Linked DNA regions of Homo sapiens: region 1 is linked to region 2. The links are chromatin contacts, found by Hi-C or POLR2A ChIA-PET in ENCODE. All regions are on one chromosome and are shown on one strand. The core of a region is the stretch at or near the end of the contact, and the rest is flanking DNA. Distances in the headings are between cores, read along the strand shown. Region 1 overlaps CNOT2 (CCR4-NOT transcription complex subunit 2). Region 2 overlaps MYRFL (myelin regulatory factor like).

Evidence for each region. A loop is a pair of places that touch in the nucleus more often than their neighbours do. ChIA-PET counts read pairs that join two places held with the same protein, here RNA polymerase II (POLR2A). Pooled maps may share reads with other maps.
Region 1: a loop to region 2 is called in a map with no recorded cell type, with 7 times the contacts of the local background. The contact joins two enhancer-like sites. A Hi-C loop is called at or near these places in 2 of 37 single-sample maps with no recorded cell type and 5 of 50 pooled maps. POLR2A ChIA-PET finds 5 or more read pairs at or near these places in 2 of 52 experiments (A673 and Panc1).

The regions. Positions count from the first base shown.
Region 1 is chr12:70,315,388-70,319,669 of GRCh38, forward strand. CNOT2 (CCR4-NOT transcription complex subunit 2) reads left to right here. Exons shown (of 16, transcript NM_014515.7): 4 at 3,911-3,977. Among named protein-coding and RNA genes, the nearest start is that of KCNMB4, 49 kb to the right of the region's middle. Within about 2 kb of position 2,589, at least 2 of the 41 ENCODE cell types and tissues checked have a DNase peak (open chromatin) inside an H3K27ac peak, as active enhancers do.
Region 2 is chr12:69,905,044-69,909,210 of GRCh38, forward strand. All of the region lies in intron 11 of MYRFL (myelin regulatory factor like), which reads left to right. Among named protein-coding and RNA genes, the nearest start is that of MYRFL, 82 kb to the left of the region's middle. RefSeq lists an enhancer at 1,279-1,348. Within about 2 kb of position 1,473, at least 2 of the 41 ENCODE cell types and tissues checked have a DNase peak (open chromatin) inside an H3K27ac peak, as active enhancers do.

The DNA.
Region 1 (4,282 bases), core at 1,339-3,838, 410 kb after region 2:
TTTGTGGTTTTTGTCCTGGAATAATAACATAGTGCTAGGAATTATATTATCACCATAATTTTGAGTATATTATACAGAGTCTTTTAAAAATAATATTTTAAAACTTAAATATCATTTTTTAATTGCTGTCATGGTCATGGAATTTTTATTTAACAAAATTTTGTTGTATTTCCTTGCAACAATTTGTGGATTTCTTTGACATTCTGTATATTAAAGGATAAAGAAGTTCTGTGAAGGGTTAGGGGAATAACCAGAATCACATTACTGTTTCTTCTAGTTGCTTCCTGGTTTTTATTGTTGTTGTTTGACTGCAGTGTGCATTGTAGATTTCTGAGAGATATGGAAGACCTGATTATTATGATGATTTTAGAGTGTGCTGTAACTTGTTGTTTTCAGCATTCTATTAATCTTTTTCTACCGTTTGCCACTCTTAAGAGCACAAGTTCTATGCCTTATTTTACCTGGAATTTGTGAAGATAAACTTTCTTTAGCCCCTTGGGCAAAAAGTTATATAAATTAAGGGTATTATTTAATACATTTCTCAAGAGTCTGAATGCCCCCTCTCACTCCTATTAATGAGAGTTCTGCAACTGAGGGGAAGATTAGATTATTAGCAGCTGCTGCTACCATTTATTGAGCACATACTATATGCCATATCTTATTTCATTTAACCTATACTTCAGCTCTGTGAGGTAGGTAGTTATTTTCATTTTATAGGAAGGAAACCAAGTATTGGTTGTTCCATAGGTAAGTGGCAGAACCAGGATTCAAACCCAGATTATTTCTGACTCCAAAACTAGACTCTTTTTACTTGTGCTGCATCCCCTACTGTAATGTGTTTCTTGATCTAAAGTTTTATATTTTTCTAAGAAATTTACCTTTATATTATTAACTTTCAGAATTTAAAAAATATATACATTTTGTTTTCTGCTAATAGTACTTACTGTTCTGTCAGAGTATATTTCTTGTGCATTTTCTATACTCATAAAAAGCATTTCTGTGACATTCACATTTCTTCACTGTGTATTAAATCCATTTTTAGCACCGATTTGTTTGATGAAATATTGCCTTCAGAATTTAAAAGTACAGGTTCTTAGGGATAGACTTTATAAGAAATTAGATATTTGCATTTTTGACACATTTTGAGGCAGTAATTTTAAGATATGTCTGTATAGCTGATCGATGCTTATTTTACATGAATGTGTTGAAGGTTACAAACTCTTAAATTTAACATTAAACTACTTTTATTATTCCTGTAAAGCTGTGTTTACTAACCACCTTCATGTAGTGGCACATAGAGAAAATTGTATATAATATTACACACTGTGGTAAGTGAATCAGCCTACGGTTCTTGATCTCAAGTAATTGGCCTAGGGACCTACCACCTCTTTACCTTCATGCTCTGCTTCCCCTCCCTACTTACTCCCTCCTCCCATTTTGAGAGGGCAGGTAGATACCCAGGCATATCTGTAACTCATGGATGTATAATCAGTGTGAGAAAGTAGACTAAAATGTGTGTTGTCTGGAGTTAACTATTCAATAAACATAAATATCTGATGAAAAATGTTTTAAGTGTTTTGTTTGACAATATTCACATTATGGATTGTTCTAAGTCATGCATTTATGTTGGCCAGCATCTTATATTTGCAGCCTTTAGAAACAACTGTACTTTTTCATTTATAGCTTATAATGACAGAAAATCATGATTCTTAAGAATTTTATATAAATCTTTTACCTCCTTTTTTTGATGGTTGATTTGTATTACTATTAGGAAAACCAGATTTTAAGATATCAAGCATTATTTGGGATAAAGAAGGCCACTACATAATCATAAAAGAAAACTTACTAAAAAGGATAAAACTTCCTTTTTTATTTTTTAATTTTACTTTTAAGTTCCAGGATACGTGCGCACAACGTGCAGGTTTGTTACATAGGTATACATGTGCCATAAACCTTTTACCTTCTGTGATCAACTAAAGCTTTATTATATATTCTTGTTCTTGCAATTTGGAAATGAACTTTTAATATACCTACAAAATATTTTCAGTTAATGCAGTAACAGTAATCTATAATACCTAAGAAAAGAACTTATCAGGCATCTTTTGATCTGTTGGGTTATAATTGGGAAAGAATATATAGTTTAATTGTATAGATAAAGGATGTTAGTTTAATTATCTAGGTTGCACAACCTCTGGATTTGGGAGGGAATATTTATAAGGTTTGATTTTTTTTTTTTTTTTTTTTTTTTTAGAAAAATCACTACTGTCGTATTAATATTACTGTTTTCTTTAGAGTGGTGTATAACTCAGCCCTACCTCAAGAGTTACTGATGTGTACCATTGGTCTAAAACTATAGTATAAAAAATTTTGCAAACTTTAGTATAATTGAAACAACTTAGAATTTTGACATGAAAATAGTATGAAATGTATATTGTAAAACCTCTACCCTTTAAATGTTTTACCTCAGCACCACAAGACAGGGTGAGAAAATAGAAAAAAAAACAAACAAAAATACATGTTTCACTTCTTGGTTTTTCTAACTGTGGTCAGTGTCAGCATGATTTTTCATCCCTGGAAACCACAGATCAGCCTCTGATAGTTCTCTCTTTTGTGAGTCTCCATTAACCTCCTTTTCCCGTTATACCCCAGCTAGTCAACAGGACATAAAATAACTGTTACTTCTACCACCAGAATGCGTCTTATTTTTAGTCTCACTTCTGCTGTTGTCGTTTAGTATCTCAGCATATCCCATTTCTGCTATTAGAGGTATCTTCCCAAAACCCATTTTGATTGCCACCTTCTTGCTTAATATTATTTTTCTTTTTATTGCTATAGTTGGTAGCCATTCTTGTATGACATTTATTTCGCATTCTTCTATGCCATAACATGGGTGAGCTTTATCTCCAAATAGAGATGAACTTTATCTCCTTTCATAGTTATCCTATCACCACTGTTTATGTTCTCTAATAATATTACAAATCTTTATTTTTTTTAACAACTGGATACTGGGTTTTTGTGTTCAATTTTTAAATTTTTGTTCAATTTTTTTGAATTTCAATAGTTTTGGGGGTACAGGTGGTTTCTGATTACATTACTAACCTTTGTTACACTTATACTCACTGCATATTCTTGAGGGAAGACCCCTTCATTGTATGTACCTAAATGTTACCACTCTATAGAGTATTCCTGATACCTTTGTGTAGCTCCAGTGATGTTTCATGTTTCCTTTAGAGCATTTACCACACTGTGCCTTAAAATATAATGAGTTGTATAATTCATTCTCTTTCCCCACTAGATTGTAAGCCCCTTGATGACATGGCTCATGTCTTATTTAATTAGGATGTTTTGATGGTTGTCTAATATAAGACAGGAAATACGCAAATATGCACACACACATATTTTCATTTACTCAGCTTCAGTATTTACTTTTGAGTATATAACACTGCTACATTCATTTCTATGAGGATATATATAATGAATGTATGTTCTGTGAACATATCTTCAAATAATTTACATCTACAAGGAAAAAAAAATGGATAAATTCAAAGGCATTGTACAAGTGCCATGAAGTTCACATCACAAATACATAAATTATATACCATGTCTATATAATTTTATTTTTTTAACTTGCTAAGTGAAAGAGTAGTGCTGCTGTAACTCAAGTTAGTGTGACTTTTAGAAAACTTATAGTATTAAAAATTAATTTCATTTCTACAGTTTGGTTTTATCGAATTGTGATATTCTCTTAAGAAACATGGAATATATTATAGAATGTTTGTTTTATGTTTTTCTGAAGAATGAGAAAATGTTAGATTTTCACATTTATGGTATGATTTACAGATTTGTGGAGTGTAAATGCAATGCTCTGCTCTGTTTTCTTTATGCTCTAATATAATTAATTTGTTTCTAGATGCTGGCATCACCATCTACATCAGGTCAGCTGTCTCAGTTTGGGGCAAGTTTATACGGGCAACAAAGTAAGAATTTTGTATTTATTCTGGGATACTTTATTTAAAGAGAAAAATAAGTAACTACCAAATAAAGAACAACCAGTACTTCCTTTGTGGGTTTATTGTATGACTTAAAAGGAAAAATGTTTAATTTTCAGAGTTTTATTTTACTTACATAGCAAAACCTCATTATTTCAGACCTTATTGATCCTATGGTTGCTATTACTTGGATATAGCATAGATTGAAATTTATTTCAACATCTTTTACATCTGTAAATTTTTTGCAGTATTTTTGAAGAATTTGCTAAACTAAAAATAGACATTCTCTGTGT
Region 2 (4,167 bases), core at 223-2,722:
CAGATGGGAATGCAGAGCTAGAGAGTTCTTACATACATTTCCAGATGTCAGTCCTAGATATTGTGACTTTGAACTTTAGAGAGAGATCATCTGTCTGCATTTCAGGTCACACCAACTCAAATTTATCCTTGCAATTGGCTATACAATTCACTACCAAGTCTTACTAAAATGTAAATTGAATATAACAAGTGAGAAAAGTCCTGTACAACCCTTCCTGCTACCACCAGGCATAACACAGAACTTCATTTACAAAAAGTCTTCAAATATTGCTTGTTGGTTTGAAGAAAATATATTGTCTTAAAATAACAAGCTTCTGGAGAACTTCTCACATCCCTTCTAAAAAGCCTTCTCCATCTAAATGAAATGTCACTTCAATCCAGGCTCTAAATGTGAAATTTCTGTATCCCCTTCCTGCTCATGGCAGCATGATAGAATAAAGAAAATCCTGGTCCGTGGTTAGAAGTCTAAGAGTTTAGTCCTGACTCTGGCAACCACCAGCCCAGGAACTTTGGCCGAGAGGCGATCTGTGACTCTGTTTTGTTGTCTGTGAACAGGAAATGCTCATATTCATTTTACCCAGGTTAAGAGATTTTTCTAAACTCATATATGTAAGGTATTTTTTAGCCAGACAAGTCTAAGCAAAGAGAAATTATTTTCTATTTATACAAAATAAAAATTACATGTAATTTATTTATTAAATGATTTCATATTAATAGATTTGTTTTGATAAATCTGTGCACATTTTTGAGATATATATTTGTAGAAATCTTGTCTGTCCCAGTCCACTGTTTATTACAGAGATGAGGGAGATGATGGTAATGTTGATGATGCTGATGACAGATGTGTGAATTTCATCTTCACCTCTTCCTGACTTAGTTTTTGCAACTTTTAAAAAGAGAGCCTTTCTTTCATATACTCTGGGGATCTGACCCTTGGTCAATTTGATGGCATGCATAGGACTGGAAGCAATTTCTTATTCTTTAAGAGTGCATTCTAACCACAGCTGGCTTCTGAATGGATGAGCTGCTACAAAATGTAGTGGTCAAATATGTTACCTAATACTACAATTGGGGAAAATGGATATGGGCTGCTGCTTTGCCCTATGTGTTTCCTCACGCAGGAAACACAGATTTCTTTGTGGATATTAAGAACATGATTATCTACAAAGTCCTGGTGGGGGAGATCTCTGATGCTCACAGGGACACAGATCCAAGACATGGAGAAGATGACGCAGATATGACCGAAACCTCTGCAACTGAGGTCCTGGGCAGAGGAGCAGCTTAACTTGCCCAGCCATTGGCATCGTGTCTACTGATGCGACTGCAGACTGTGGAAGGACATGCAGCTCTGACGGTGGAAACTGAGCAAAACTAGGGGGGAAGGACACGCTGAACACTAAAGGCACATGAAGAACCTCAATGTCAATGCCCAAAAACATGAGGAAGTTGAGAGTTGAATACATCAGTCAAATTCTGTGGTGAAGGCTGAAAAAAGGTAGCAAGATATTAAAAAATTCAAGCCAGAAAAGGGAATCGTTAAGATGAAATGCTCAAAGGCTGTTTTGATTTTCTCCTAACCACAATACCCGTGTGCTAGTGGAAGACAAAAGTAGACATGAAAAAAGCTCAAGAAAGTCAAACATGCAAAGTCTCCCTCTGGGCCAGGAGCCAAACGCAGAAGTTCCTTTGCTCAGGGTGAGCAGGTGTCATTTAAGCTGCTCCTAGTCCAGACTGTGGCTGGGCTGTGGGCCATCACCAGATGACAGATAGCCTTCCCTGAACAGACTGAGTCCCATGGACTGGAAGGTGTTGTCTGTGATGCAATTCTTGAGCTAATGATATATTATAGAAACCTTGGGTGTGAGGCAGCATGATGCTGATGGCTATTTGCATCCATGGTCAAAACTTTCCAAAACTTCTGTGGGCAAGGTCAAAGCAGACACCCAAATTCAGTTTTCAGTTTCTTACTCAACAGGCATTGAAGAGCAAGGCACAGCAGTAAGTGCTGGCCTGGGTAGGGTTCCTGGGAGGATTCAAAGAAGGCACACCCTTTGCCTCAAGTGTTTTCCCTAGGCCAAGTGTACACATAGGGATCATGCAATACAGGCTACTGTTTATATTTAGCTTTGGGAAGACTATAAGTCCAGAAATTAGAAAAGCATTTTGTTTGAGGAACATTGTCATATAAAATGTTTAGGTCTCCAAGTAACCCTCAAAATTTTTCTTGGCTGAAAATCTGTCTAGAGGATGATAGTAGTACCAGAGAACCTAATGCTATGTCTAGCAGTATGTCTTGGGGAATCAAGGATCCAGTTTAGAAACCAGGGACCATTTCCCTCTCTGTAGCCTGGACAGCCTACATGAGGGTACTTTCTCCTCTGCTTTTCATCTGCAACAAAGGAACCAACACTGCCTCTGCTTCCTTCTTTAGCTGGGGCCCTGCAGGTGGGGCAGGAACAAAGGGGAAAATAGGGATTGGGCATAGGACTCACAGGGGCCTATGGCTGAGGAACTGGGTAGGGCCTAGGCAGTGCAAGGCCAGTCCAGGCTGGCTCCTGATTGACCCTCTCTCTTCAATTCTCTTCATGTCAGGGATTGTCTTGCCATTTTAATACCTTCGTTCTTTTATTCCTTCTTTTTTCCATCAAAAATTTTAGGTGCCTATTACATGTCAGACACTTTGCTCGGTACTGTGCAGGTCCTGAGATAAATAAGACTCAAGAATGAAACTTTTACTAAAATTTAAGCTCCAAAAGAGAAACACTCATTGAATCTCCAGTGCTTAGGAGATCATCTGGCACATAGTAGCTACTCAATAGATATTTGTTGACTGAGTGAAGGCGCTCACAGTGATAGATATATGCACAGGGCTATATGAGATTGTGACTGTTCCTTCCAAGTATGACCTGCAAGGCCCTCCCTGCTCTGGCCTTAACCATTCTAGTCCAGTAATGCCAAATTCTGCCTTTGTTCTGCAGATGTCATTCAGGGCATTTGCTGTCTCGGGCCTTGGTTCATGGTGTTCTCTGTGGCTAGCATTCCTGTCTTAGTCTCATCCTTCCCCCTCCCTTCCTATCTTACATCTTTCCCTAACGCTTTAAGTTATCAATGTATTTAACAATTATTAGCTGAGCACCTACAACATGCAAGGAATTGTATTTGAAACTGGTGATATGTTGATGAACCATGACCTTAAACATGTCCTCACTCTCACGGGGTGTATGTGATATAGGAGAAGACAAAGAATGAAGTTGACACAATTAGTTGTCTTGTAATTGTGACTCATGCTATGAAGGAGAACTGGTGCTATGAGCACATAAAGCAGAGGAACTTTGCCTAGACTTGGAGGTCAAGAGATCCTTCTCTGAGAAACAATGCTTACATTGGTGAAGGGGAAGGCAGGGGAATGGGAAGGAAGAGCTTTTGAGTCTGGGAAAACAGCATGAACAAAGGCTGGAAAGTGAAAGGAGCAGAGTTTGTCTGAGGAACTGGAGTAAGCCAAGATCTCAGCTGGGCTTCATCATCGCTAGGAAGCCTTCCTTTACGTGTCCCTGAGAATATTTTCAACACCTCCTCAGAGCTGTAATGATTCTCTGTGCATAATTCCATCATTGTACTATGTTTCTCACATTGTAATATAATCATATATGATTACGTATGTATCTATCAGCTGGGTCTTCCTGTCTAGACCACAAACTTTTAAAAGGCAATTTTTTAAAACTTTTATTTTAAGTTCAGGGGTACAAGTGCAGGTTTGTTACATAGGTAAACTTGTGTCATGGGGGTCTGTTGTACAGATTGTTTCATCACCCAGGTATTAAGCCTAGTACCCATCAGCTGTTTTTCCTGATCCTCTCCCTCCTCCCACCCTCCACCCTCCACCTTCAAAAGGCCCCAGTGTATGTTGCTCCCTTCTATGTGTCCAGGTGTTCTCATCATTTAGCCCTCAGTTATAAGTGAGAACATGCAGTATTTGGTGTTCTGTTCCTGTGTTGGTTTGCTAAGGATAATGGGCTCCAGCTCAAGGCAATTATGTTTTAAGTCCCAACACTTAGTAGTGCATGATATGTTAAAGGTGATTGGTAAATGTTAGTCAAATAAAACAAAGAATGAATGATGGCAGTAAGCTCAGAATTATACTCTGGAATAACTTCCTGAAATAAAGCTA